2 separate regions of the Homo sapiens genome follow, and region 2 is linked to region 1. The links are chromatin loops, found by intact Hi-C in ENCODE. Cell type or tissue: Caco-2. All regions are shown on one strand. Each heading gives the region's core, and the rest is flanking DNA. Links, peaks and the distances in the headings are about the cores only. Region 1 holds the start of ENPP1 (ectonucleotide pyrophosphatase/phosphodiesterase 1). Region 2 overlaps ENPP1 (ectonucleotide pyrophosphatase/phosphodiesterase 1).

What was found. Hi-C counts contacts between places; a loop is a spot of excess contacts. Peaks named below come from ENCODE experiments on the same cell type or tissue, not always from the same donor. Only the 100,000 strongest peaks of a DNase experiment are listed, where the experiment ranks them.
Region 2: it touches region 1 in a loop (2.2-fold over the local background); 2 of 110 quality-filtered maps call a loop at or near these places.

What each region holds. Positions count from the first base shown.
Region 1 is chr6:131,801,161-131,816,831 of GRCh38, reverse strand. ENPP1 (ectonucleotide pyrophosphatase/phosphodiesterase 1) reads right to left here and starts at 8,812. Exons shown (of 25, transcript NM_006208.3): 1 at 8,557-8,812. The coding sequence starts at 8,796. In Caco-2, for the core only: no CTCF peak of the experiment used is centred there; DNase peaks (open chromatin) are centred at 8,501 and 9,041; H3K4me3 peaks cover 1,399 bases.
Region 2 is chr6:131,887,261-131,902,931 of GRCh38, reverse strand. ENPP1 (ectonucleotide pyrophosphatase/phosphodiesterase 1) reads right to left here. Exons shown (of 25, transcript NM_006208.3): 25 at 7,777-12,591. The coding sequence ends at 12,421. CCN2-AS1 (CCN2 antisense RNA 1) reads right to left here and starts at 980. Exons shown (of 3, transcript NR_187596.1): 1 at 781-980. RefSeq lists enhancers at 504-1,056, 1,057-1,610, 7,563-7,707 and a cis regulatory region at 7,628-7,641. In Caco-2, for the core only: no CTCF peak of the experiment used is centred there; a DNase peak (open chromatin) is centred at 7,711.

The DNA.
Region 1 (15,671 bases), core at 7,777-10,276:
TGAGGATCAATCAAAAATATATGGGAAATGCTTTTTAAAGCTGCCAAGTGCTACAAAAATGATTATAACCATCTAAACTTCTACCACCTACACTTCTACCAACACCTCTTCTAAAAACTAAAAGTAAAAAAAGGTAAAAATAATTTTTCAAAGACACTACAGATATCTTAATTCTTGCAACTAAATCTCAGATAACTAGAATACTCAGAAAATAGTCTTCCCGTTAATATTTAACTGAACATTCTGGTCACTCTTTTGAAAAACCTTAAATGTGTTCCTACATTGTCTTTCCTTGGTAAATGCATAACTTAGTTTTTATCCGATGACAAGGGATTTTCGAGCTGGGTCAGAATTCTGAGTATCAGGTTTTGTTGCACAAGATTTATGCTTAGAAGAGTAATCTATGTTCGGCCCTGAGCTCATTTGCTAAAAGGTTTCTTGTTTATTTTTTCTTGTTTGGGGGGTATTTTATGGTTGATGGAGGCATGCTTATTTTAACCAAAAGCAGATCTCTAATTACAAGTTGTATTCCAAATGCTTATTTGTTCCTAAGTTGTCTGGAACTTAAATGCCTCTCCCCATAGTAAGAAAAAAAAAGAAGTTATAAATCATGATAAAGTTCTCTGGCTTGTACAAAAAGGCCACAATATAGATGAAATACATTTGCTGTATCTTAAATGTCACACAAATATTTTACAATGGTAGTCATCAAACTTGAGAGCAAAATTGAATATGAAACTATTTTCATTTACCTTTAACATTGCTACTTAAGATAAAAAGAGTCAGCTGGATGAAGATGAAAAGCTGATACAGCCGGGCGTGGTGGCTCACGCCTGTAATCCCAGCACTTTGGGAGGCCGAGGCGGGCAGATCACTTGAGGTCAGGAGTTCGAGACCAGCCTGGCCAACATGGCAAAACCCTGTCTCTACTAAAAATACAAAAAAAAAAAAAAAAAAAAATTAGCCAGGTGTGGTGGTGTGCGCCTGTAATCCCAGCTACTCAGGAGGCTAAGGCAGGATAATCACTTGAACCCGGGAGGCAGACAGAGGTTGCAGTGAGCCAAGTTCACTCCACTGCACTTCAGCCTGCACTACAAAGTGAAACTCCGTTTCAAAAAAAAAAAAAAGGCTGATAGATAAAAATTTCTGTAAATGCTCTAGAAAGGTTAATGGCCCCCAGTTCTTTATTATACAGAACACATAAGGTCTCTCAATGTGACCACCAAGGATTTTCTTCAGAGTCATGATTAGGATATGATGGGGGCAGGAGATGACAAAACTGAGTGTCCAAAGTTAACTAAACAAGTGAAATAGAAATTAGCAAAGTGCTTTTGAAACAGTAGCTACGTATCCCTGAGAAAGAGACAACATGGAGTGGAAACAGCTGAGCTACAAATGGTGAAAAAGAAATACCAGAACAAGATTCAAGGCAGAAGAAAAGAAGGGACAGAAAGCAATGCTGAAGAAGAGCGAAGAATCACAAAGACTGAATTCAGGGTGTGGCAGCAAAGTTATCAAAACCAAAGAGGCCTTGGTGTAAGTGAAGGAGGCTCTCCTTCATACATGCCGACTGCCACACTTGGAGTGTCTGTACCTGAGAGAATGTTCACTGACTAGATTTCTGATTCTGAATCCACGTTATCACAGAGGCCCCGTCTGCCTTCTTCTTAGGCACCTTCACCTTAGTTGGGTACTTCTGTTCCTTCACTATCTCCTCCATCTCCCTATACCCAAATAAAATTATATCCCAGTTTTAATCTTACCCCTGAATTTATACCCAAGTGTCATCTCTATGTGGATTCCTGACCATCACAGACCCTATGGGTCCCTGCTTGTGTATTTAGTCTTCCCATCTTCCCCTTTTCCAAATCAAAGTGTGGCTCAGTCTAACAAAAAATGCAGTACATTCATTCAAGCAATTAAAAGCTGACATTGAGTGTCAGGTACTATCCTCTGCCTAATAGTAAAAACAACAGTCTTGGGTTCCTAGGAATCCTTTATGTATTTTATTAGAACATGTGAAACAAATACCATAAGGGACACAGAGAACACTTCTCTGGCCTCTTAAGATGCTCTGGTTATTCTGAAATTAAAATGTTCAACTATGGCTGGACAGATAACAAATTTTATAAACCAAAGGAGCAATGTCAACTCCAAGTCTGATTAAGAGCAGAGACTTAGCTTGAACATTCTTCCTTCCATATTCTAGAGTTAAGATAATGGATCATAAGGGAAGGAAAAGGAAGCTAATTGAATTATAATTTTTACACCCAAATCTCAAATAATGCCAGCTTCTGCCTCTTATAAAGAAGTCTTTCACAGCATATACTCAGGGCAACTTGAATCTATGCTCCTGGGTTGTATTCCTCAAACTTGGCCCAAATAAAGCTCTATAATTACATTAATTTTGCCTTGGTTTTTTTTTTCTTTAGGTCAGCAGGATTCACAGTGACTTCCCACCACCACCTGGTGTTTTTCTCTAAAATCAGTGCTTGGTACCAGCATGAACTCATTGCATTCTCCATTTTTGGAAGTCCTACCACATGTTGTGGAGATGAGGTCTCACTCTGTTGCCCAGGTAGGTCGTGAACTCTTGAGCTCAAGCAATCCTCCCACATCAGCCTCCCAAAGTTCTGGGATTTCAGGCATTAGCCTCTATGCTCCGCCAGAAATCTTATCTTGTGTGGTTGAAGCTCATTGAGATTGGATGGATCGGCATTTCCATTGTGCAAACCACACTCAGTCTTCCAGAGTGGAAGAATAAATAAATGGAATCATGAAAAGTTAATTGGCAAAGCTTACAGAAAGCTTTAACCTTCCCTGGCCTAAGGCTCTTCCATTTGCTTAACTTACATTCTACCCTGCTTGGAAAACATCAGCTTTCTCCTTTTGAAATAAGAATGGAAAGATCCATGCACCTGGATGAAGGAGACTACGAACCAGCTCTCCTGAAAAGTTGTAAACTAAAAATAAAATCCAAAGCCCTCGACCAACTGAGTGGACCCACTCTCTGCCAAGGAAACCCCAGAGAAACCTCAAAAACTGAGCTCTCAGTCAAAATAGGAAGAGAGGTCAAACGCACTTAATTCTACTCCCTCCCTTTTGGAGTTGAGGCGTAACAATTGACCAGCATTAATGTTACAATAGAAATAAGACCGCGAAAACGTCTCTGTGGCAATAAGACACCAAGTTATAAACAAGACCTTAAGGGTATGCAAGGGGAGGGTTAAGTCATGTCTGCACACCCATCAATTTTGCTACATAGCATCATGCTTAACTTACAACATCCCTTTTTTTTTTTTGAGACAGAGTCTTGCTCTGTCACCTAGGCTGGAGTGTAATGGTGCAATCTCGGCTCACTGCAACCTCCGCCTCCCAGGTTCAAGCGATTCTCCTGCCTCAGCCTCCCAAGTGGTTGGCACTACAGGCATGTACTACCATGCCCTGCTAATTTTTTTTGTATTTTTACAAAAAAAGAGGTTTCACCCTTTTTTTGAAGGGGTTTCACCATGTTGGTCATTCTGGTCTTGAACTCCTGACCTCAAATGATCCCACCTGCCTCAGCCTCCCAAAGTGCTGGGATTACAGGCATGAGCCATCACACACAGCCACAACAGCCCTTTCTGTTGATTCCAAGTTTTAGACAGAGCCTTACTCCTTTAATCAATTGCAAATTAAAGAATCTCCGAATCACCGGGCAAAGTGGCTCACGCCTATAATCATAGCACTTTGGGAGGCTGAGGTGGGTGAAATTCCTGAGCTCAGGAGTTCAAGACCAGCCTGGGCAACAAAGTGAAACCCTGTCTCTACTAAAATACAAAAAAATTAGCCAGGAGTGGTGGTGTGTGCCTGTAATCCCAGCTACTTGGGAGGCTGAGACAGAAGAATCGCTTGAACCCAGGAGCGGGAGGTTGCAGTGGGCCGAGATTGTGCTATTGCACTCTAGCCTGGGCAACAGAGCAAGACTGTCTCAAAAAAAAAATCTCTGAATATGCTGAATAAATAACCTGTAAGCCCTTGCTTTAAGATATCCCACCTTTTCATATGGAATCAATGTATACCTTTCATGTACTGATTTATGTCTTTGCCAGTAACTCCTGCCTCCCTGAAATATATAAAAACACACAGTAATCCAACTGCCTCAGGTGCACATTCTCAGGACTCCTTGAGAAAGTGTTTCCCCGAGCCACAGTCACTCATCTTGGCTCAGGATAAAGCTCTTTAAAATATTTTACAGAGTTTGGTTTTTCCATTAACAAGGTGATACTCTTCACTATTGTCAAGGCCTTATAAGTTTCTCACTGAAAATTCTAAATTAATTAAGGATTCTTTTAACAGCAAGCTCTTAGGAGACAAAAACATCAAAGATCATGGTCTCCAACCTGGAAGATTTTGTTTAATAGAAAATACCATCAAATAAAGGACTCCTAGCCACGTTAGAAGGGCCAATATCAGGCTACCCTGCCTAAGTGGACATCTTCCTCAGTGGAGATCTTCAACACTTTGTTCTTTAGACCAGGACAAGAAGTGGATTAAAATATTCATTTGGTTACCTTCAGGAATAGGAACACTTTTCATATTTGTATTTCAAGTTGTTTTGTTGATAATTGTCCTTATTTGTGTCATCCTTTTGATTCTTAAATTGATTATGCTTTGTATTTCTAGATGTCTAAAGTCTACCACAAAATTCTATAACAAAAAACTCATCATAATAGCTAGATGCTTAGAAATGACCCAACATACCTCAACTCCAGTGTAAGTGAATGACCTGAAATCCCGCTGCTCTGTCCCCTTATTTTTCAATCCAATCCCTGAATTGTTGCCTACCAATTCAGCCTTGGAACCTCACTAAGTTTTTAAGTGATAGTACTTCTGCCCATCTCATTCCCTCTGACATGGGACAAGACTATCCGGAAATGAGCCTTCCCAGCAATGTGGGACAAACTTACATCCAAAACGTTGATCATCAGTATTTTAAGAAGAGAAAGATTTTTATTAAAAGGAGGAAATGAGAAAGAAAAATTGCTCAGAGCAGTCTGAGATATGCGAACTATGCAAAATTTATCAGGCCCAGAGGGACATGAGCATGGGACTTCAGTCACATCACTGCACCCATTCCCAGGGGCAATTCTTTAAAAGCATTTTGTTCCTGACAGCTGCCTCACCCACTATCTTCATGTTCCTGGAATGTGTGATACAAAGAACAATGTATAGCCAACCAATAGCTCGTTATTGTAACATGAATGCTTGATAAACAACTTAGGAACTGCCTCTTCCTTTTTCCTTTAAAAACCCATTTGTAACTGCTGCTAATAGGAGCATCTACTCAGGGCAACTTGAATCTATGCTCCTGGGTTGCAGTCCTCAAACTTGAGCCAAACGGACTCTCTACATATATATAGATATAGATATAGATATAGATATAGATATAGATATAGATATAGATATAGATATATAGATATAGATATAGATATATGTTTTTTTAAAGAACTCTTTCACTGAAACATGAAAGTAGTCTTCAGTGACCACCACCCATACGCAAGCCCTTTACACATACACAGATACACAGATATATGTATTCATAAGTATAGCAGAAGGTCACAAACAACACAAAAAAAATGCTTTTGAGGAGCTAACTGGAGAAATGTATTGCAATGTAGTTGAGAATTACATGACTGTAAAATCACACCAAGAAACAAGAAGGATATTTAAATACATCTCCAAGTCAACACATCTCGGTGGAAGTCTACACTTCAGTTCAAAACTTCATTTACAACCAAGGAAAGGCATCTAATATTTAACATACCTACTGACACATGTAGAGAATAATACTTGTTTTTCCCTCTTGCTGTTTTCCTCAGTTTGGCTCAGTACCTAGGCACAAGCATTCCAGGGCCCAGGGCCAAAAGCCTCTAAAGCACAGCTTGGTGGCCCTCTCCTAAGATCAACCACCACAATGGGGAGAAGCCAGGGTAGGACAGAATCCTCACTCCTTCATCCACTCTCACACATCTACATCATTTTAGTTTATCTGAGAAAACTGCAGAGTAATGTAAAAATTACATTGCCACTGCAACATGATTGCCTCTGAAAGGCAAGGCAACGCAACTCTTCTATTTATCCTGCTAAATTAAAACAGTGTAGCTGAGGATCATAGTGCTGGGCCTCTCCTAATCCCAACCCCAGGTTGCAATTAGTTCAATCTGTTTCTGCAGCTTTATGAAAAGTGTGCTGAGGTTTAATCTGAAAACAAAAGGAATTCTATAATTGCAGCTCCTTTCTAGAAGACATATCCCAGAGCTCTTTGACGACAATTGTCAGGATGCTTTTGGGGCCTTTTCCATTTGGAAGCCCATTATTTGGGGAAGTTTTTGGGGGGGGGGCGGGGTTGGGGGAAAAAGGTATTGAAGTAGGGAAGGGAAAGAAGAATACGAGTTTGCACTTTCAGTTCAGTAGCTAAATAGCAATTTCAACAATAAAGGGTCTCACCGTGTCACCCAAGCTGAAGTGCAGTGGCACAATCACAGTTCACTGCAGCCTTAACTTTCCCTGGCTCAGCTGAACCTCCCATGTCAGCCTCCCAAGTAGCTGGGACATAGACGCATGCTACCATACCCAGCTAATTTTTGTATCTTTTGTAGAGATGGGTTTCATCATGTTGCCCAGGCTGGTCTCAAACTCCTGGGCTCAAGCAATGGAACCGCCTCAACTTCCCAAAGTGCTGAGATAATAGGTATGAGTCACCGCACCAGGTCTATTTGGTAACATTTGTATGTTAATGTCTCACAGTGTTCCATCAAAAGATATGAAGTAAGAATTCTTTCCAATTCAATAGATGCAAAAGACCCCAATTAATGGATAAAAAAGGTCCATAATAGTCCTACTTGTGGAAGTAAGTCCTAGGACACTTCCATGTCAAATGCCCAGAGTAGCATCATCACACAGAATGCTGTTTGACCAGTTGACTGCAGGTCTCAAAGACTGGACAGCTTATTCCAAAACTAGACCTTTGCTGATATCTGTTGTGGATGTATAAGTAAATGAGCAAGAAAAATTTAAAACCTGAATTTTGCAATTGGAAAACCTGTAAAGGTTTATAGGCATGTAGAAATGGTTTTACACAAGAGTTACACACTGATTCCATATACAATTATCGACTACCTCATCGTGTGTGAAACACCTCAAGGTATTAATACTAAACAATTTAAGTGATCAGGTTGTAAAAGCTAAGGTCTTCCATTAACAAAATTTTTAAAAGGTGACTCAAGAGACTAAGTTCTCATCAATATTGTGTTATTATAGACTCAAAACAGTGTTACAAGATGCAAAATTTTATCTTGAGATGCAAACATCATGTGGCTTGGGGTACTTATTCTGTGAAACTAAGGCTTCTTTTTAAGTACTAAGCATACGGCACCATCTCTTAAGTCTAGGAAGATTGATTCCTCAAAGTATTATAGCATCTCCATGATGTCCCAAATATAGTGAAAATGGAAATGCATACAAAATGAAAGGAGACTTGAAAAATTAGAAATTTTTCTACAAAGCATTATTCAATCATATGTAAGGGGATATATTTTAGGGTACACTATACATAGAAATCTGTGATTTCCATATAATACAATAAAAATGATTCTATTTCCTTGCTGTTTTCAATTTACTTCCCTACCTACATTCTTCAGCTTGATTTTCACAATAATCCCATGCAATGCACAAGGGAGTTGATGTTGTCCCATTTTCACACATTAGAAATTGAGGTTTAGGGACAGTTACGCAAGGCCTCAGCAAATAATAACAGCCAGGAATCCAGGCCTTCTCTCAATCAGCACTTCCCACCATGAATTCAGAATAAAAACCAACCCCCACATTTCATGAAGTTGACTGTGGGTCCTGCAAATGTCATAGCAAAATAGCAGAGGAGTAATAGGTAGCTTTTGTTAGCAACACAAACCGTGTAGCCTCTGGTTAGAAGAGTGGGCAAAGAATCATAAAGGTTTCTTCAGTCACATAATGTGAACATCCATGGAATTTCTGAGCACCTGCAAGGAAATTCCAAAACGGAGCGAAAGGGAAAAAGTGTTCCGTAGAGTTCCTAATAAAACTTAAAGAGCTCCGCTAACTCTTCAACTGCAATCAGTTAACCCAAGTGAAGTCATGTATACTGCGCCCAGAGCCCCCTAAAAGAAGCAACACATTGATGCACCTTCTTAAGACCAACAACTTTCGCGTTTGACATTTTTCTCCTCTAAAAACCCGTACTCTCCTGGGGCAGGGGGTCGAGTATTTCTAAGGATGACCGTTTTGAACAGCCTGCTTTCACAGGCATCCATAATTCAAGTGAGAGTGAACCATCCTGCCCTGGCAAGGTACCTGGCAGGGGCGGCTGTGTAGGGCACTTGCAAAGGCTGCGGAGGAGAGCGCGCGGGCGAAGAAGCACTCCCGGACCATGCCTCTCTCCGGTGCCCGGTGCTGACTGCGCTGAGAGCGCAGGAGCTCGGCGCCGCCCTCCCCGTACTCCCAGCCCTCCCGGGCGCCGGGGCCTGGCCGCGGACCTACCAGCGAGAGTACTTTATAGGTGTTGGGGTCCTTGGCAGTGCGGGCGCGCGCCGCCTTCTCCAGCGGCTCCTCCCCCACGTCCATAGGGGCCAGCAAGGACGCGGCCGCCTGCGGGTCCCCGGGCGCCTCGGCAGCGTGGCTGCGGCCCCGATCGCGGCCGTTCCCCGCCGGGCCCTCCCGGGGAGCGCGCCCGCCCTCGCCGCCGCGGCTCCCGCCCCCCGCGCAGCCGTCGCGCTCCATCGTGGCCCCGGCCGCTCCGGCCCCGCTGCCCGGCCGCGCCTTTAATAGGCCCCGCGCCGCCCGCCCCGCCCCGCCCCTCCCCGCCGCGCCCGCCCCTCGCGGTCAGATCCTTGGCTCCCCGCCCTACACCCGGCTCTCGCAGTCAGGGCAAAGCGACTCAACGCCCCGGATTATTTGGCTTCCTGTCTGATTTCGGGCACTCTGTGTGTCGGTTATTTTGGGTCCCTTACGTGGGCGTGTCTTAAACTTCCCCCCAAGCCGTCCCCTCCCCGCGCCCCGGCCACCCTCCCGACACTTGCAGGAATCGCCCTGCGTGGCCTCGCGGCGCGGGCTGGGCTGGAATTGCAGCGTGTGGTCTGCAGAGGGCATGAGATCATGGGGCCCCAAAATAGAGCGGGGAGGAGGAGAAGGATGCAGCCGCCGATGCCGGTCCGGCTTCTCAAAGGCGGGAGAGAGTGGAGTCTTGGGGTCGACCTGTGAGTTTCTGGATGGAAATGCAAATGAACCATGGAGGAAGGCGACTTTCTGTTTCTCCCCCTCTGCGCCCCGTCCCCCACTACCTACGGTACTCTGAGAGAGAAATCGTCCACTTAAAATACGTGGGTTCACATGTACTGAACACACGTAAGGGATATTTCGATTCCCACGGTTTTATGTGGTTTCTGGAGTCTTCTCGCTATTGTTTGTATGTATATTTGCTTATTTTTCTAGACTTTCTGTATTGAAGGTTTCAGGAGTTGGCGTTGCCCTCTCCTGAGGTTGACACTGATACCTAGCTATATCAAAAGTGTTAATGCAATCTGAAATACTTTGATAAGCCTTATTTTTCAACTAGGACGCTAACAGTGAGCTGATTCTTGGTGGGTTTTGTTTTACCTTTGATTCTGGAACTTGTACATTTTCTGGCTCATCACTTAGCAAAATCACCAGTGTGTAGTGAAGTGAGACAGAGGGAAACCAGTGACTTCGAACTACTTTGCAATACCCAGGACTGACTTCAGGTACCAAGGAAAACAATTAATTTTCAATACATTTTGAATACATGAATATATACAAGTGTTTACAAATGAGAATGAATGTTTAACAAATATAAAATGCATGTTATCCCTTTAAAATAGTCAACTTGGGATGCTCTTCATTTATACTGACTCATCCATCCACCCATCCATTTATTCATCAAGTAATGAATCCTTCAACTCAATCTTTTGGCCTCCAACTATGCATACCATATAAAAAATGAATTAAAATGTATCTTTCCTTAAGTGTGGTGGAAGCGGGGGTGGGGGGGTAGGACCAACTCGTAAACAAAATAATTAAAACCTAAGTCATATATGCAGAATAGAGTCACACATAGGATATTGATACAGGAGATAGAAATTATTTAGGCAGATAGTATGAGCAAAAGAGCCCTCGGCAGAACTTACCTTCTAACAAAAAGCAGCCCAAGAAATCACTTCCTTTCTAACAAAGAGCAACCTGGAAGATTGGGCTGCAAACATAGGTAAGGAAACTGGAAGCTTGCACGGGAGATGCCGGCAGCGGCACAGACAGAAGGGGCTACTGGGGCCAGGCATGTCCACCATGGGGGTTCCACCTCCCCTCTTTTTTACCACATGCACAGTAAGAAGGAAATAAGCAACACGGAGTAGCTACCTGCCTATATAGTAGAAGATTGGGGCCGGGGCTGCCAGACACTTAAGCCCTATGCAGATGACACACCTGGTCCTAACCGGGTTTTCATGCCATATGCACGAAACCGGGTTTTCCCTCCTTATGTAGATCAGACACCGCCTCCCCACTAGCTCATCTATAAAAACCCCTGCATTTCACCACGTATTGCAACCCATTTTTTGGGACCCCTCTCTGTAGCAGAGCTATTCTCCTCCTTTTGCCTATTAAAAATTCTGCTCCAAACCTCACCCTTTGTGTGTGTCCACATATTTGATCTTTGTGGCCGTGAGACCAAGAACCTCGGATGTCACCATAGACAACAAAGCTACTTCAATATTATGAGAGCTTAGTAGAAAGGACAGTTGACATCTGGAAGAAGTAAAAGCCTTCCCTCAAAGCATTATTGAACTTTTTTAAAAAGTTACCTTTGAGTCAGCTCACAAACCACCCAAGAGAAACAGGTTTTCACTGTTTCATAATCACACATATTTTTCTGCCCCAAACTTGGCTCCAAATTTTCCTTTGACTCTTTCCAAAAATCAGATTCAAGGACAAAGATTTGCTCCACTGAGACTGGTCAAATGAGTGTCAAAACCTCTAAAAGCAACTCAACAGAGACATTATCCAAAGTGCCTTTAAACCTGACAAAACAAATGGAAGAAGTGTATTGTCTGCATCTCAAGGCAACGAACCACTTTAAAGACTTAACATTTGGAAAACACAGTGTGCAGTCTCCAGGGTCACAAACATCTTAAGGCCTAGGGAAAGCATTTTTCTGTGGCATTAATTTATTTTTAAGATTTTGTATGACATCCTGGTTTTTCTTTCTTTTTTTTGAAAGCACAATATGCCATGAACCATATTTGACTGAGGCAGCCCTATACACACTGCAAAAGGCAAACCATGTGCCATGTTAAAGGTTGCAGCATCTATTCAACAGGATTGTGTGCCCAGTGTGGGCAGATGGTCAGATTTTTCAAGAGAAGCAGGAAATTTAAATGTTTGTGTGAATTCTCCGGTTGCAAAATGTTGTCTACAAAATTCAGAGAAACAGTTTCTTCAAACAAACAAAATGTAGCACGTTTAAAAGCCAAACAAAATGTAGCACATCTGCAGGACAGACCTGGCACACACGTCACCAGGATGTGGCCTCTGCCTAATGCTCATGCCTCATCTGTGCCAGGTGGGACTTAATATGGGTAATTATAAAAACCCAATTGGAAGTCTAAAATCGGAAGAATAAAAATGAGCCAAGGCCGGGCACGGTGGCTCACGCCTGTAATCTCAGCATTTTGGGAGGCTGACGCGGGTGGTTCACTTGAGGTCAGGTGTCTGAGACCAACCTGGCCAACATGATGAAAACCAGTCTCCACTAAAAATACAAAAATTAGCAGGGCATGGTGGCACATGCCTGTAGTCCCAGCTACTCTGGAGGCTGAGGCAGGAGAATTGCTTGAACCTGGGAGGCGGAGGTTGCAGTGAGCCAAGATCATGCCACTGCACTCCAGCATGGGCAACAGAGAAAGACTCTGTCTCAAAAAAAAAAAAAAAAAAATGAGTCAGATATGCCATTTTCAGGTTTAGCTATAGACATTGCAAAGCCTATAGTGAAATATTGCCTCAGTCTTCTTTATTCTAAATGATCTGAGGGACAGCTTCACCATCACATTCCAAAGTACAATAAGGTCATGAGATATAAAACCACAACACAATTTTTGGGTTAATGCAAAGGTGAACAATGAATGTTTCATCCTTAATCCTAAATCACTCTGTTTTAGTGATTGCATACTCTAATCTGGAATAGCAGTAAAGATGATAATTTAAGATTTTGTGTAAGTTTTCTATTAAGTTTTATTGTAACATAAATATTTAGACATTTCTGTCTTGGTGCTTGAAGCTTTGGTTGTAGATAAGGCCAAAACACCAAACAAAAACAATTTATCAATGTTTAATTATTACTTTGAAATATTACTTTGAAACAACTTTTCTTAGTGATTAAAAAATGAAATATGCTGTAGGGTAATTATTTTAGCAGCTGTTTCAGAGCTTTTCCAGCTTTCTTCTAATTCGCCAGTAAAACAAGAAAGACATCTAGCCAAATCTAAACAGAAAAAAAACCCACAAGCCTCTTTAATCTTTGTGAGGCCTAGGGAAAACATTTTTCTGTGGCATTAATTTATTTTTAAGAATGTGTATGACATCCTGATTTTTCTTTCTTTTTTTGAAAGCACAAAAATATGTCCCCTGGAGCAAGAAGCTTGGATAACTATGTGACCTTGAACAGATTACCAGAAGCCTCTGAGCCTTAGTTTCCTTATTTGTAAAATGCTCTTTCAGATAATATCTCTAAATGCCAACAAAATGTTTGACATTTCAACTTTACACAAACATTTAAATCTATCATTTGCATTTGTAAATCAACCACTCACTACCCCTAAGGGAGAGAATAAAAAGATTTAATTTTCTCCTATATTATGCATGGTTTATATATAATCTCTGGGAAGGTTTGAGACCTGTTATTGGGCCTGCATCTACAAAGAGGGTAAGGAAAGGATTCTTGCTGCTCTGGGATGAAGGAGAGATGCCTACAGGGATCAGTTAGGTAACAAAACGAATAGAGAGAATTCAGAAGTGTAAGATCCAAAGGAGAGTAATAGAACCTGGGAAAATGGAAAACGCATGTACCATCCAAAGAGAGTGTGGGGTTCTAATTAGGGAAAAGGAGTCAGGATGGCGGGACCGAGGGAAAGCAAAAATATAAAGCAGATAAGCTGTAAGTCTGCCTTGCTTTGTGGTCCAGAACATGTAGCCCTCTTGCACAAATAACTCACAATCTTCCTGCACTCAGCTATCATCAGACCCTCGGGTGATTAAAAAAAAATGCAAGCTAATTCACTGCAACCTCGGTGTTATCAGTACTGCACAAAGCCCTCTTCAGCACACAGCACAAGCACCATTCTAGAACATCCCCAGCAAGCCTTCGTCTCCTTGCAGTCAGCTCCTCTCTTGCTGGCCTGCCCATTGTTCCCTTGCAACACATTTTCATACGTGCTCTAATAAATATGACTTTCTTTACCTACAAGTATCTTCATAAATTCTTTTTACCCCCACACCACTGGCCCCAGATTGTCGCTGATTACCTGCTACAGGAAGTTGGTTTCTAGTCCTTCACTTTTTGTTAACCACGGTATCTGCCACTCCTTCATTATCTCTTACACTTCTATTTCAAACAAAATGTAGGGTTGCCAGGTAACCTGAATTTTAAGTTTGATTAAAGTACAATTTACCTATTATCATATCTACCCATTATATGCATACAGTTCAGTGATTTTTAATAATTTATACAGTTGTGCAACTATTAATATGATCCAGTTTTGGAACAATTTCATCACTTCAAAAAGTTTGTTTCTGCACATGTATAATCAAAAACTCCCATTCCAGTCCCAACCAAAGACTTCTCTGCTTTCTGTCTGTAGCTTTGCCTTTTCTAGAAAATTCATTTAAATGGTATTATACTAAGTTGTCTTTTGTGTCTGTCTTCTTTCACTTAGCATAATGTTTTGAAGTTCATCCATGCTGATGCAAATATCAGTAGTCCCTTTTTATACATAGTAGTAATTTATTGTATGGATATATCATATTTTATCTTTTCACCAGTTGCTGGACATTCGTATTATTTCCAGCTTGAGCTATTATAAATAATGCTTCTATGAACATTCATGTACATGTCTTTGTGTGAATCTGCATTTTCATTTCCCTTGGGTAGATAACTGGGAGTTTCATTGTTAAGTCATATGCAAAGCGTATATTTAAATTTTTGAGAAACAGAGAAACTGTTTCCCAATGTGGCTGTACCATTGTACATTCCTGCCAGCAACATGTAAGGAGTCCATATGCCCCTCCTACACTTACTATTCACAGTATATCAGTGGGTAAGGAGTCCACATACTTTGCAATACTTCCTATTCTCAGTCTTTTATAATAGCCATTTGAATAGGTGTTTGGTGGTACCTCAAAGTGGCTTTTATTTGCATTTCCCTAATGACGAATTATGTTGAACACCTTTTCATGTGCTTATCTGTCATCTATATGTCTTCTTTGATGAAATGCCTACTCAAATCTCTTGCCCATTTTTATCAGATTTGTTTCTCATCTGATTATTGAGTTATAAACTTTTTTATATATTTTGGACACAAGTCTTTTATCATATTTATGATTTGCAAATATTTTATCCAATTTCTTTTTCTTAATGTTGTCTTTTAAAAAACAAGTTTTTAAAATTATTTTTATAAAATCCAATTTATCAATATTTTCTCCTATGGAACCTGATTTTGGTATCATATATAGGAAATCTCTGACTCACCCAAAGCCACAGAAGTTTCTCCTATGTTTTCTTCTAAAGTGTTGTAATTTTAGCCCTTATATTTGGGTCTAGGACCATTCTGAGTTAATTTTTGTGTAATGTGTGAGATAAGGGTCTAAATTCATTGTTGTACACATGGATACCCAATGGTTCCAGCACCAATTGTTGAAGACTCATTTCTCCATTGAATTACCTTGGCAGCTATGTCAAAATTTAATTTACCATAAATGTTGAAGTTCATTCCTATGGTGATTGGCCCTATGATGAGCATTTCCCCAACCACACCACACCCCACACCAGCCCCTGGTTACCACCATTCTACTTTCTATGTCTGTAAGTTCAAATTTGTCCACATGTAAGTGAAATCATATGGTATTTGTCTTTAGGTACCTGTCTTATTTCACTTAACATTATTTCTGAACTCTGTTGTGTTTCATTAATTTATGTGTATATGCTTATGCAAATACCACATTTTTTTATTGCTGTGGCTTTATAGTGATTTTTGAAATAAGTTAGCATACCTCCAACTTTGTTTCTTTTCAAAATTATTTTAGCTATTATAGGCCTTTGCATTTCCATACAATGTTAGAATTACATTGTCAATTTCTATCTTAAAAAAGTCTACATTTTTTCATAGGATTATGTTTAACCTATAAATCAAATTGAGAACAATTGCCATCTTAACAATATTTAGTCTTATAATTTATGAATATGGGATATCACTTTATTTATTTAGATTGACTTTAATTTTTTTCAGCAGTGTGTATCCTCACCCTACAGGTCTTGGTTTCTTTTGTCATATTTACTCCTAAATATTTTATGTTTTTGATGATATTATGAA
Region 2 (15,671 bases), core at 6,305-8,804, 88 kb before region 1:
AAAGAAGCAAGCCTAGAGAAAAGGAGGGAAGGGGTTCGGGGGATCTTACCTTCCAGAAAAGTGGGAAAAGGGGTTGGGGCACAGAGATAAGAGGTTGGAGCATGGAAATAAGGGATGAGGTACAGAAGGGGTCGGGGCACGGAAATAAGGGATTGGGGTGCAGAGATAAGAGGTCGGGGCGTGGAAATAAGGGATTGGGGTGCAGAGATATAAGAGGTTGGGGCACAGAAATAAGGGATTGGGGCACAGAGATACGAGGCTGGGGTACTTGCCCCTCCTCTAGAAAAGCGGGACTTGCCACTAAGGGTGAAGGAGAAGGGGTTGAGGGGTACTTGCCCCTCCCCCAGAAAAACAGAGAAGGGGTAGAGACAAGGAGAGAAGGGGTTGGGGTACTTGCCCTGTCCCCCAGAAAAGCAGAGAAGGGGTAGGGACAAGGAGAGAAGGGGTTGGGGTACTTGCCCCTTCCCCAGAAAAGCGGGACTTGCCGCTACGGGTGAAGGACCAAGGCAGGCGTCCCTGCGTGGTCTGACACCTTTGAAACGTGGGTGAATAATCAGAGAGGCGCCCCTGCAATGATTAAACACCAAGGGAAGGCTGCCTTCCCAGTCCGTGACCGGCGCCTGAGTTTTGGGTCCACGGATAAAACGTGTCTCCTTTGTCTCTCCCAGAAAATGAAAGGAATTGAAATTAAGAGAAGGGAGAGATTGAAGAGTAGAAAGGAGAAAGTGGTTGAGGGACAGTGAGAGAGGTTGGAGAAGAGAGTAAGAAGAGGCCACTTACCTGATTTAAAATTGGTGAGATGTTCCTTGGGCTGGTCGGTCTGAGGACCTGAGGTTGTAGGTGGATCTTTCTCACGGAGCAAAGAACAGGAAGACAGGGGATTGATCTCCCAAGGGAGGTCCCCCGATCCGAGTCATGGCACCAAATTTCATGCGCGTCCGTGTGAAGAGACCACCAAACAGGCTTTGTGTGAGAGCAGTAAAGCTGTTTATTTCACCTGGGTGCAGGTGGGCTGAGTCCGAAAAGAGAGTCAGCGAAGGGAGATAAGGGTGGGGCCGTTTTATAGGATTTGGGTAAGTAAAGGAAAATTACAGTCAAAGGGGGTTTGTTCTCTGGCGGGCAGGAGTGGGGGGTCACAAGTTGCTCAGTGGGGGAGCTTTTTGAGCCAGGATGAGCCAGGAAAAGGACTTTCACAAGGTAATGTCATCACTTCAGGCAAGGACCGGCCATTTACACTTCTTTTGTGGTGGAATGTCATCACTTAAGGTGGGGCAGGGCATATTCACTTCTTTTGTGATTCTTCAGTTACTTCAGGCCATCTGGGTGTATACGTGCAAGTCACAGCGGATGCAATGGCTTGGCTTGGGCTCAGAGGCCTGACACTAACCTTCCTTTTGGCTTCAGAAAAGTTGATAAGCTACAAAATGTTCCTCCCTGACACTGTAAAGGAAGAAACAAATAACTCAGACACAATTTGGAAGATGGTCACCTATCCATCTCAGAGTAAAATAGAATGTCGATCTTGAATAACATAAAAAGAAATGGCATTAAACTCAGTAAATATGCTATAGGTTTAAAACAATAAAACAAAGAAAGGAAGAGAGGAAACAAGGAAGGATGGAATAAAAGAAGGAAGGAGGGAAGAAAGAAATAGAGGGAGAGAGGAAGGTAGAAAGGAAAGGCTCATTCCACCTGCTCCACTTAGAAGAAAATACAGGTGATAAAATTGAGAATAAACACTGAAAAAATGTTTCATGTTATATAACAGGTTGATAGGAAGGAATACAAATCCAATAAATAAAAAGAAGCTCAAAGAAGAAACAATAAAACAATAGAAAGAGATTTTAAAACAGGGAATAGCAGGTCCCAAAAAATAAAAATATAGAAATAATAAACTAGAAATAGCAGGTAATATAATAAGCATTGATAAAAAATGAAAGCAAGGGGACATATAGGAATGTTTGAGATAATCACAGTGATGAAAAATATTTTTAAAAGAGATTAATGCAATAATCAAGAAGCTAACAAAGAAGGCAGAACGTTAACTGTCATGGGTTGCATGGATGCTTGTTAATTTCTTCCTTATACTTCACAGTATTTTTTTTTAATTTTCAAAATAAAAATAAAATCTGCCATTAGAAAATCTCTATTGTTTTTAAAAGGGAGGTTATGGGAGGTGGGGAGGTGTTAGGAGGCAGTAAGAAACTGACATATAAAAAAGGGACAGCTTAGTAAGGAAATAAAGACAGAAAATATAAACCAAGTACTATTAGTCCTGTCCCACAGTAAAGAGAAGCCTAAGAGAGCCAGAGGCAACAAAAGGAATGGGGTAAAGACAATAGAAAAATGGAAGGACAAGAGCATATTCAAGAAGAGAGATGGAAGCAGTACAGAGGTGGGAATTACAGGTGTGTTTGTGGGGGGGGGCTGTGTGTGTGTGTGATTTGAGAAACAAAGCCTTGTAGGAAGTGAGGCATCAGGTCTGAAAGAAAAAGAGTTACACTTCCTCTATGAGGGACTAGAAAGAATGTCAACAGGTGTGAACTCAAATGCTTGAAAGTGGAAAGGAAGATGATACAAAACAAATGTCTTGTGCAGTGCAGCAGAATTCAAGCCAGAATAACTGGTTTAGAATGCAACTACTGATGGAATAGAACTTAATGAAAGAACAGGAACATTTTCAATGTGCTTTCAGAGGAGACAATATACAGTATTGTTTAAATATATGAACTTTGCCAAGTCCTGGGTTCAAATTCTTGCTTGGATAATGTAAATCATTTAGCACAATGTCTGGAACAAAACCCAGTAAATGATAGCTATGATTATTTTTATATTTGTATTTGATCTATTTCAGAGATGTCTTGGTTATCACAATATTGCTGATTCATTGGGTCTATGAAAATTTATGTTCCATATTTCAGTTTCACTGTCAACTATCCATCAGACACCTGATGGATGGGATAATTTTGTTTACCTCTAATTCACTTCACTACTAACTTAGCCAATGCTAAACTCCATTGCCCTGAATTTCAAAGATAGGAGGGAGGGTGAGAAAATGTCTCTCCTCTTTGGTAAAGTGTGTGAAAGTTGCCCAAAATCTATTTGTTCCAGATGCCCCAGTGTGTTTGCTACTGGGGTAGTAACACCAGTAGCACTGATGTGCTTTTCCTCATAGCAGAAGGTGTTACCTGGAGTTGAGGGATGTGAGAACCAAGAGGCACTACCCTGTGTCTCCACCTTTGCCAGTGAATGTTTATGATAGCTTGTCACTGGAGAAACACTATGTGCTTTGTAGAGAGGTTTTCATTTGAGATGTCAAAACTGAAAAGTTCACGCTTTCCCTTCAGTTCACCAGGCAGCAGACTTTCCACAGGACAGATTAACTGAAACAATTGTGAATGGCTCTTGAAAAGTATTCTTATTCTTTTATTATTATTTTTAAAAATTCTGCTTTGTGCACTGGGAAGAGATCTATAAATAAACTCTTTCAAAAAATTTCCCATTGAAAGTATCTTCTAGCACTTGAAAACTACGGAGGCAAAGAATAATTACTGTGAAATTGTCCTCTGGCTGTATTTCTGTAACTTGTTATTCCTTAGCTGTCTTAAGTGGATGTTTGGTATGACTGTACCTTTGGTTTTCATTCATCTGGACATTTTTTACTGAGCAACTCCGATGTGCCAGACATTATGCTAGAAATAACAGATGGTTTTGGAGACATGACTGATATGGTTTGGATGGTTTTTTCCCCTCCAAATCTCATGTTGAAATGTGATATTCGATGCCAGAGTTGGGCCTGGTGGGAGGTGTTTTGGTCATGGGGGTGGATCCCTCATGAATGGCTCTGTCCTTGTGCTAATGAATTCTCACCTTAAGAGTTCACACAAGACCTAGTGTTTAAAAGAGCCTGACACCTCCTCCCTCTCTCTCTTGCTCCTTCTCTTTCCATGTGACATGCTGGCTCACCCTTTGCCTTCTGCCATGATTGGAAGCTTTCTGGGGCCTCACAAGAAGCCAAGCAGATGCTGGTGCCATGCTTACATAGCCTGCAGAACTGTGAAGCAAATAAACCTCTTTTCTTTTTAGATTACCAAGTTGTGGGTATTCCTGTATGGCAATGCAAACAGACAAACACAATGACGATAAACATATGAAAAGGAAACTATCTTTGTAAGAAATATATGCCAACTTGGTGTGGGTCTGTGTCCCTACCCAACTCTCATGTCAAATTGCAATTCTCACTGTTAGAGGAGGGGCCGGAGGGGAGGTGACTGGATCATGGGGGTAGACTTCCCCTTGTTCTCATGATAATAAGTGAGTTCTTATGAGATCTGGTTTGAAAGTATGTAGCCCATCCCCTTATGCTCTTGCTCTCTCCTGCTGGCCATGTGAATACGTGCTTCCTTCCCCTTCACCTTCTGCCATGATTGTAAGTTTTCTGAGGTCTCTCAAGAAGCAGAAGCCTGTGCAGCCTGCAGAACTGTGGGCCAATTAAACAACCTCTTTTCTTTATAAATTACCCAGTCTCAGGTATATCTTTATAGCAGTGTGAGAATGGACTAATACAGATGCTAAAATGCCGAATGAGAGTTACAGTCACTGAAAAAAACAATCCCACAGTATTGAGCTCTCACCCTGTGAAACTGCCTTTGCAAAGATTATGACAGTGAGAGAAATCTAACGTGGCTGACTCTGTCTTGCTTCTAGCCTCACAGGCTGGCTGTCTTCACTCAATCCAGTGAAGCAAATTTGTGACTTCCTCAATTGTCTCTATAGATAATGTCACTATTGTAGAACCTAAGATTGATATTTTGATACATTTTTCTGATTTTTGCATTCTGGCAATTGACTTCACCTGGACCCATGACTCATGACTTAACCAATCCTGTGGTCTCCCACTCAGAGGTGGACTCAATGCATGAGGACTGTTTTCACACCCCTATAATTGCCTCCCCAACCAATCAGCAGTACCCATTCCCCAGTCCCATGCCTACTAAGCTATCCTTGAAAAACCCTAACCTCTGAGCCATGTAGCTAGATTAACATTAACTAAATGCTTTCTTTACTACAATGTCACAATCTCAGTGAATTGGTTTTGTCTAGTCAGTGGGCAGGAAGAACCCATCAGGTGATTACACTTGTGAAACAGCACACTTGGGACACATAAATCTCATCAGGGTTACAGTTTTCAGGAATATGCTCAAAGTATACAGTCTAAGCAAATGTAACTGATGTTAACCTAAAAGAAAAAACTGAAGGAAACTTAATATAAGCAGAGTTTATTTGGGCCAGTTTTGAGAATTGTAACCCAGAGGGATGGATTCAAGTTTGCCCTGAATGTGTGCTCCAATTAGCAGCAGTTACAAGTGAGTTTTTAAAGGAAAAAAGAGGCAGTTCCTAAATTGTTTACCAAGAAGTTACATCAACGTAACATAAGCTTGCTATACATTGTTACAACATAACTTGCTATACATTGTTCTTTGCATCACAAACTCCAGGCATGTGAGGATAATGAGTGAGGCAGCTAATAAGGAATGAAATGACTTTAAACAACTGCCCCTAGGCATGGCGGGAGGTGGGTGGTAAGAATAAAGTCTCACACTCACATCTCTCTGGGCCTAATAAATTCTACATGCCTCACACAGCTCAGGCTGCCCTGAGCTATTTTTCTTTTCTTACAGGATCACAGGCTGGGAAATGTTTAGGTGGCGCAGCTTCTCTGGGCTTCCCAGTTTCCTTAAGAGGTTGGTGTTCTCTGTAGGATAAGATCCCGCCAGGTCCCTGGAAACCCCAAGTGGAAGCTAACAATCCTCTTATACCTATAACCACACCACTTTGAAATTATTTTATTTCGTGTTAAGCTTGCAAAGACTGCTTTTAGCAAGTTGTGTATTTGGATTTGGAGTCTGGGTCCTGGGTAAAATTTCTTAATAGGCCACGGTGCCATCTACCAACACTGTGTATGGGTTATGGAATAATCAACTGCATTACACATCTGTAGTTGTATTGCAACCATAATACATAACAAGAACTAGACTGAGGGCATGTACTGTCTGTTACCACCAATGTTGGGAAAGTCTGACCACATAAACAATGGATCCTAAGGATATGGCTTTGGGCTGGACCTTGAAATAAAGGTAAAACATTGACAAGAGAGCACCAAGGGGGCAGGCATTCCACCTGCCCTGTTCTCCAACTTACCCCTAATGCCTGACACAGAGTAAGCTCAGCTTTGAAATCTACTGTCAACCCTGAGCTGGGAAAATCTATTCCAGTGCCAATATCTTAAAGTGTGCTGTTGAGTAAACCTGTAGAGATAGCTTATGAACAAGTACACAGACAAAAGACCCATAGATTTACCATCTTGTTTCTGTTTGGACCTTAGTACAAGTGGTTAACTCTCCAGACAGTAACATTGTGTCAAGATATAGAATATAACAGAGAATCCAAAATTGTAGGTGTCATAAGAATTTTTTTTTTTTTTTTTTTTTTTTTTTTTTTTTGCGATGGAGTCTTGCTCTGTCACCCAGGCTGGAGTGCAGTGGCGCCATCTCGGCTCAGTGCAAGCTCCGCCTCCCGGGTTCATGCCATTCTCCTGCCTCAGCCTCCCGAGCAGCTGGGACTACAGGCACCTGCCACCACGCCTGGCTAATTTTGTGTGTGTGTGTGTGTGTGTGTGTGTGTGTGTGTGTGTGTGTGTGTGTTTAGTAGAGATGGGGTTTCACCATATTAGCCAGGATGGTCTTGATCTCCTGACCTCGTGATCCACCCGCCTTGGCCTCCCAAAGTGCTGGGATTACAGGCGTGAGCCACCGTGCCCAGCCAGTGATTTTTTAAACTATAAAAATTTGAACAAGATCCATTCATTGGACTGAGAAAATTTCAGTCTAATTTAAAATCCTTTAGAATTTTTAGTTAAGTTATAAACTTTCGGTTCAGAGATCCCTGTTTTATTTCCTTTATGTCACAGCCAGCATAATGCCATCTAAGTAAATGCATACATTTTTTAACAGTGAAAAATATCTAAACATTGTGGGGCAAAATTATGAGACACTGTATGAGACACTGTAAAAAATTTATTTCCTATATATTTCTTCAATTATTTTGTATCTCTACTATGTGAAAGCCAAAGTATATTCCATTCTGAGTTCTGAATTTCTGATATATCATTTAAAATGTCATTTTAATTAAAATCCTAAAACTATCCCTTGAATCGAGAAGTTACAGGCAAGTAAAAAGTTAAATTTAAAACAACAGCATTGAGTAGGATGAAAGAGGCTTCTTTTATATTCCTTCCTTTTGACATCCCATGAGTATAATGCCTCTTCCAAGGATTCTTCCATTTCTAGTAGATTAAAATGTATTTCACATATCTGTTTTCTGGTATGAATATGATTTCTAGTAAACATTTTTTTGTTCAATCACTATAATGGAGAGGATAAATACAAAAATTTCACATTAAAAGAATCTATAGAAGTTCCAAGTCTGGTTCCAGACCATTCTAAATACTAAAGAATATATATGCCTGTCATTTGTTTTTACCTGGAAGTATGACTAAATATAATTAAAATACCAAGAACAAGGATATAGGTCACAGATCAGAAGTGTTTACTCTATGAACCTGAAATGAACTTTGGATTCTTTTGCCTTTCAGCATTACAGCTGTGGTTAACTGTCAACAACCCTCGGACTCAGTTTCATGTCTGCAGAGAAGCACCATCGCCCATGATCCTACCCATCCTCCACACACAAAGCCACAAAGGAAAGCAGCCAGAGTTCTGTACGTATGTTTTATTTGAACATCCACATTTCTTAGCTTAGAGACAATTATATTCCGTACACTTTTCTTCTCTCTCTCTTACAATATTTAGACTGGCCAAAAACCAGGGAAAATGTCCTTGGACTGCAGTCATTATAAAATTTTACTTAATGCTTATGAAAGCACTCATGTGAAAAGCTTCAGCATGAAGTGTAATCACCACATTCAGTTTCAAAGTTCAAATGCCCATTCCTATGATGGGTAAACACCTACCATAGCGCAAAGAAGGAGAGTGATTGTGGGTAATGACAGAGGAGGAAAAGTGAAGGGGGTAACAGCTTCTCCCAGAGGAGGGGGTGGTCCCTGTTCCATGCCCATCTTGTCTCCTTAAACAGGAACAGCCAACAGGCCTACCAGTCCTTGTACTCTATGCAGCTACTTCCCCTGCTGGAAATGAGCAGCTGCCTTCTTCTCCCTAAGGTTTGTCCTCTTTTATCTGATTCTTGGAAACGTTTTTTTAAGTTTTGCCAGGTTCTTTGTTCTTTCATGAATGAACTGATGGAAATTTTCTATGGAAGTTACTTACCTCACTTAAGAAGCACACAGCAGCTCTCGCCTATAATCCTAGCACTTTGGGAGGCCAAGGCGGGGGGATTGTCTGAGCTCAGGAGATCAAGACCAGCCTGAGCAACACAGTGAAACCCCATCTCCACTAAAATACAAAAAGCCAGGTGTGGCATGCGCCTATAATCCCAGCTACTCAGGAGGCTGAGGCAGGAGAATTGCTAGAACCCCGGAGGTGGAGGTTGCAGTGAGCCGAGATCATGCCACTGCAGTCTAGCCTGGGCCACAGAGCGAGACTCTGTCTCAAAAAAAAAAAAAAGGACTGATGTGAGGCATGACAGTAGAAATCAGGATAGGCTGGAGGCAGTGGCTCGAGCCTGTAATCCCAGCACTTTGGGAGGCCGAGGCGGGCAGATCACAAGGTCAGGAGATCGAGACCATCCTGGCTAACACGGTGAAACTCCATTCTCTACTAAAAATACAAAAAATTAGCCAGGCGTGACGGCAGGTGCCTGTAGTCCCAGTTACTCGGGAGGCTGAGCCAGGAGAATGGCGTGAACCTGGGAGGCGGAGCTTGCAGTGAGCCAAGATCTTGCCACTGCACTCCAGCCTGGGTGACAGAGCATCTCAAAAAAAAAAAAAAAAAAAAAAAAAAAAAAGAAATCAAGATAAATAAAGGTTTCACTTTGCATTTGAAAAGCTAAGAACAGCCTTTATTGGAGAAAGTAGGATAAAGACATTTCCATATATGTTCATGGGAATTTACCATTCAAATTTACCATTCAAACTGGGGGAGTAGAGATCAGTCACTTTTGCCATCTTATCTGTTTAAAACTCTTTCAAGAAAAGAAAAGAAAGGAGGAGTCTCTTTCAAGAAAAGAAAAAAAGGAATACTGTGTAAGAACCACAGAAAAAAAGCTAAGTAGGAGCAGATGTGGGTGCTCTTTCCTTAACAGTCAGCATAGAATGTAGAGACTGACATTTTCTTTAAGAACAGATTATTATAACTAAGCAAGAAAAAGTATGTGTACATAAGTTGGTCACAGTGACACTTGTAGAAAATATAAGTAGCTGTAAATGGGAAAATGTCAAAAATGTTCCATCCAAGGAATGTTAGAAGGTCCCTTCTTTGCCTTGCTCATCTGAAAAGTTCCAATTCACCCTACAAGCCTTAGCCCCAAGGCTGGGAAGCCACTGCCTCTACTACCAAGAAGCATCCAGTGTCTCTTTTGTGCAGCCTGGCACCCCTCCTGTGGCTTCATGATAACATCTATCACTCTTTAGGGATCATTTACACTTCTGCTGTCTCTTCTCCCTAAGACAGAGAAAATTGTCACTTGTTCTTTTTTGTATTCTTGGCGTCCAGCAAAGGGAACAGACATCTATCCATTTAATTAAGCTCTGCTAAGATGCTTTGAGTTAAATTGTGTATGTTTGTGTGCTGGAAAAATATGTAAAAATCAGTGAGACACTTCTACAAAGGCAGAGTAGACATCCTTCTGCTAAATGCATATAAAAATCCTGGATATTATATTAAAACACAGCAAGACTCTGAATAGTAGACAGAAAATAGGCTAGGAACATTGGGGCCCAAGTAACAACACTGTGATGAGTTCCCTACATTTTCTTTTCAGCTCATATATTTCCAACTTGGAGCTGAAAAAGTCAGCAACCTGGAAATGTCAATAAATGCAGGGGAAAAAAAAGCCCTAAGAGAGTCCTGCTCTCTCCTGCCAAAGGACCAGAAAAGGGTAGCCAAGCAAGGGTAAAAAAGGCTGTACTCCAACCAAACACCATGGAAAAACACCATGGCCCCACCCATACCAGCAAATGCTGAGTGGGGAGTCCAGACTTACACTCTCACCAAGCTGTAAAGAGGTGCCCCAACTCCCTGACTTTTGTATTCTTGGTATCCAGCAAAGGGAACAGGCATCTATCCATTTAATTAAGCTCTGCTAAGATGCTTTGAGTTAAATTGTGTATGTTTGTGTGCTGGAAGAATACAACTCCAGAGTGGTGTCGGAGAAGGCTGTGTAGGCTACTGGGAATTTCATTCCCACCTGGTGTAATGAAGCTCTTCCTGGTCACTCTGTCCCATAGCATTAGTGGAGATTCCCAGGGTGCACCAAAAGGTGCCGCTGCACATTCCAGCCAGGGAAGAATCAATAAAGACCTAATGGGAAACTGAATTCTCACCTTGCCCAGTAGTAATGAGGGGACCCTGTTACTCAGTATAAAGGGAGGCTGACTGGGGAACCTGGACTCCTAGCCACACCTGGTAATAATGAAGCAGTGCTCCCAATTCCCCTGCTGTGGTGGTATCTGAGAAAGTTGGCTAAAGCAGAAGGTTTAAATAAGACCCATAGTCTCATAACATAATACCTAAAAATATCCAGGTTTCAATAAAAAATCATTCCACACACCAAGAAACAGGAAAATGTTTCCGAATGGAAAAAAGACCATCAGTAGATGCAAACAATGAGGTGACAGATGTTGGAATTATCTGATAAGGATTTTACAGCAGCCATCATAAAAATTCTTCAACAAGCAAGTATAAATGCACTTGAAACAAATGAAAACGTAGAAAGTCTCAGCAAAGAGACAGAAATTCTCAGCAAATAGAAGATATAAAGAAAAACTGAATGGAAATTTTAGAAATAAAACATACAATAACTAAAATATAAAAATCAGGAATAAATGGGCTCAACAGCAGAACAGATTAGACAGAATAAAGAATCAGTGAGCTTCGAGACAGAAGAATAAAATTACCTAATCTGAACAACAGAGAGAAGCAGGCTGAAAAAAATATCATATACAGAGCTTCAGGAAACTGCAGGACTGAAAAAAAAAAAAAAAAAAAGCAACTTCCTAAATTATTAAATAATTTTGAGTTGTAAATTGTATTTTCCAAAAGTCTTTGCAGCTGGCCCTTAGGCCGTTGAAGAATGGTCACACGAAGGACATATAAAAATCTTTGGTGTACTGATATTATACCTCAATTGGACCTATGTAGCCTAAAAGTTAATGCAGTCTTTGAAGGTTCACAGGTAGGGATAAAAAGCTACAGTCAAGGTAGTAAAGAAATCAAGTTCATTGTGTCATTTATCATGTCCACCAAGAAGATGTGAGGTGATTGGTGGCATGTTCTCTTCAATCTGTGGAACTTCAAAATGAACCACTCAACAGAGAATGGCTCTGCTGCTGGTAGGGTAAGTCTTGTGCACAGAAAGAAACATTCTAAGCATCTCAATAAAAAATGGCACCTTGCATGCACTGACTGGTGCTCTGAAGTTTTGCCAAGATAAGGTACAATTTTAACCGTCTATAGGGCCACATTTGAAGCCATTTTAAACCTATGTTAATTACCAGTGAGCAGGATAGGAATATTTTTCTTTTTTAAATACAAATACAAAGTAAGATTTTATAATAGGTAAGTATATTCAAAGATCGTCCCTCAAAGTTGAACTCATTTGAACCATTAAATCTAAAGAAATCCAATCAAAAAATTAAAAAGAAAACACATAAGATTAATAACTTGGATTTTGAGGGGATATACAGCAAAGATTGAAACAAGGTCTCAGAAGTATTTTGGCTTCTGTTAATTTTTTTTTTGATTACAATGAAAAGAAATGAAACTCCAAGTTAAAAGATATCCAGAACCACTTTAAAATTCTCATAAAGATAGTCACATAACATGGGCTACCCCAACCCTACTATAAGTCTACTGTTTGCCCAATGCCATCAAGGTTTATTACCAATAGTAAGAAAGATTCAAATATCTGGTATCCAGACAATGTTCACAGCTACTTCTCCTTTAAGAGAAGCAGAAAGGCAGTTTTAGGTGTGGTCTGTCTTTATTCCCCCGAACTTGATCAATGTATACAATGCTTACACATTCAAATATGTGCAAGATTCAACAGGAACACTCTCCACTGCTGTGCTGAGTACGCAAGTTTCCCTGAGATGTCCGCATCACCGAGGGCTCCGTTCTAACTCTGGTCGACAGTTTCTGAACAATGCAATAGTGTAGCTAGAGGACTATATAAAATATAAGGTTCTCTCAAAAAGATTCATGGTGTTTGGGGATAAAAAACATATCAGTCTTCTTGGCTAAAGGTTGGCAAATGTGTTTTCAACTTTAAAATGTCTGAAACTGGCTCTTTTCTTTGTTGATAGAAGCTGAGTCCAGTGATGTGCTCAACATCTGTGATCCGTGCTCTGTGTAACATTAACAATTCTTCAACCCATGAGGAGTCATGCTTCCCATGCTAGGAGAATAGGAAATATAAAAGAAAAGTTACCAAGAGAACACTCAGTTCACTTCTATAAGTGCTCCATCTCCCCAGTTTAATCATTTACGAGATTTCAGCTCTGAAGTGGAACGTGCCACATGATTTGTTAGGCATCATCTCTCCTCTTGAGTAGCTTTCCTTCTAATACATACCATGCATGTTTGTTTAATTAGATGCTTCAAGTTTGGGGAAAAGAAACTATACCTGGAACAGATGGTCCTGCATTACATAGGTTTAAGAAACTTCAATGGCGTGGGGTTAAAAAAAGGGGGAAAACAGAAATTACATGGCATGGGAAAGAATATCTGAATAATGTAAAGAATCACTCAGAATGCCTATTATTAAAAAGTCAAAAAACAACAGACGCTAGCTAGTAAGGTTGTGGAGAAAAAGGAATGCTTTTACACTGTTGGTGGGAGTGTAAATTAGTGCAACCACTGTGGAAGACAGTGTGGCAATTCCTCAAAGACCTAGAGGCAGAAATACCACTGGACCCAGCAATCCCATTACTGGGTACATACCCACAGGAATATAAATCATTCTATTATACAGATACACGCACGCATATGTTCAGTGCAGCACTATTCACAATAGGAGAGACATGGAATCAACTTAAGTGCCCAACAATGATAGACTGGATCAAGAAAATGTGGTACATACACACCATGGAATACTATGGTGTATATGGTCAATGATAGACTAAATTAAGAAAATGTGGTACATGTATACCATGGAATACTATGCAGCCATAAAAGATCATGTCCTGTGCAGGGACATGGATGGAGCTGGAGGCCATTATCCTTAGCAAACTAATGCAGAAACAGAAAATCGAAACCTCATGTTCTCAATTATAAGAGGGAGCTGAAGGATGAGAACACATAAACACGTGTGGGGGAAGAAAATACACTGGGGCCTGTTGGAGGGCAGGGGGTGGGAGGAGGGAGAGCATCAGAAAGAATAGCTAATGGATGCTGGGCTTAATACCTGGGTGACGGGATGATCTGTGCAGCAAACCACCATGGCACACATTTACCTATGCAACAAACCTGCACATCCTGCACATGTACCCCTGAACTTAAAAGTTGAAAATTTTTTTAAAAGAGGCTGGTTCTGTGACAATCGTATCAGGTAAACTAAGGAAAGTTATTTAACATATAAGTCTTGATTCCTTTATCTGTATCCTCCTCATCGGGTTATTTTGAGGATCAAACGTAATGATGTGTGCAAATGTACTACACAAATACTAGTTTTTATGAGAATGTGTTACCTACAAAGATGCATGAAGAAGCCCACGTGGGCCAAAGCCACATGCTAAGAATGGTGGAGCAGAAAGAGGGAAAAGTTCTGGGTCCCTAATGGTGCAGTTGACCCAAAGCGCCATCCCAGGACTGTGTGCAGCTGGACTTGCTGTTCCATGAGGAATCCCTGACTTGCTTAAGCCACTGCAAAGGGGTTTCTGTTATTTGCTGCAGAACCCTACTCTAATTGATACATTCAATGACAATATAATCTCTCAAACGAAATAATGAAGCAGGGAATAGCTGCATGTTTCCAACAATGCCCACAAAACTGACAACTTTCAGTGGAGTCAGATAATCATCAGGCAACCAACTAAAATCTTGCTATTCTGTATTTAATTCTAAAGAATAAAGGGAAAAATAATGAGAAATGTGTTCTATAGGAACAAGTAATTCTGAAAGTTTATCATAGAAACAATTAAGGAGAGACATATCTTCATGAATTTTAACGATATATAGAAAGACTACTACCATCAGGGATGGCAAACGGATCATTGTATTCTACTCTTGGGCCCAGAGAAGAGCTCACTATTTTGTTCACTGCTGTGTCCTCAGTACCTAGAGCACCTGATTATAAATATCAAAGGAATGAATGGTGAATCAAAGTAGTAGTGAATGAATGAGTGGATACAGCACTCTTTCCTGCTGAGCTCATACTGGGTCTCAAGATCCTAACTCCAGGTACCTACCACCCATTCATTGGGACTGGTATGAAAGCTACATCTTTTTGCAGATTCAGGTTTAGACTTACTTGGTGTCACTTCAATGAAAAAAAAAAAAAAAGGAAATGTAGGAAGTACTCTGAAAGAAATATATTTTGGCTCACCATAAGAGAAAACTTAAAAATTGCTAAAATGGGCCGGGCACAGTGGCTCATGACTGTAACCCCCGCACTTTGGGAGGCTAAGGCCAGCAGATCACCTGAGGTCAGGAGGTAGAGAACAGCCTGGCCAACACGGCGAAACCCCATCTCCACTAAAAATACAAAAATTAGCTGGGCATGGGTGGCAGGTGCCTGTAATCCCAGCTATTCGGGAGGCTGAGGCAGGAGAATCGCTTGAGCCCGGGAAGCGGAGGTTGCAGGGAGCCGAGATCACGCCACTGCCTTCCAGCCTGGGTGACAGAGCAAGACTCCAAAAAAAAAAAAAAAAAAAGGCCAGGCACGGTGGCTCACGCCTGTAATCCCAGCATTTTGGAAGGACAAGGCGGGTGGATCACAAGGTCAGGAGATTGAGACCATCCTGGCTAACACGGTGAAACCCCATCTCTACTAAAAAAAAAAAAAAAAAAAAATTAGCCGGGTGTGGTGGCGGGCGCCTGTAGTCCCAGCTACTCGGGAGGCTGAGGCAGGAGAATGGCGTGAGCCCAGAAGGCGGAGCTTGCAGTGAGCCGAGATCATGCCACTGCACTCCAGCCTGGAAGCCAAAGTGAGACTCTGTCTCAAAAAAAAAAAAAAAAATTAGCTGGGTGTGGTGGCGGGCGCCTGTAGTCCCAGCTACTCGGGAGGCTGAGGCAGGAGAATGGTGTGAACCCAGAAGGCGGAGCTTGCGGTGAGCCGAGATCATGCCACTGCACTCCAGCCTGGGAGCCAAAGTGAGACTCTGTCTCAAAAAAAAAAAAAAAATTGCTAAAATGTTATGCAGTCTTGATGTCCCAATCTACAATGTAGATTTTTAAAATTCTGAGCAAATAAGATAATATAAAACAATTATTCCCAAACACACTGGGATGACAATACGATAAGAAAGGAAAAGATTT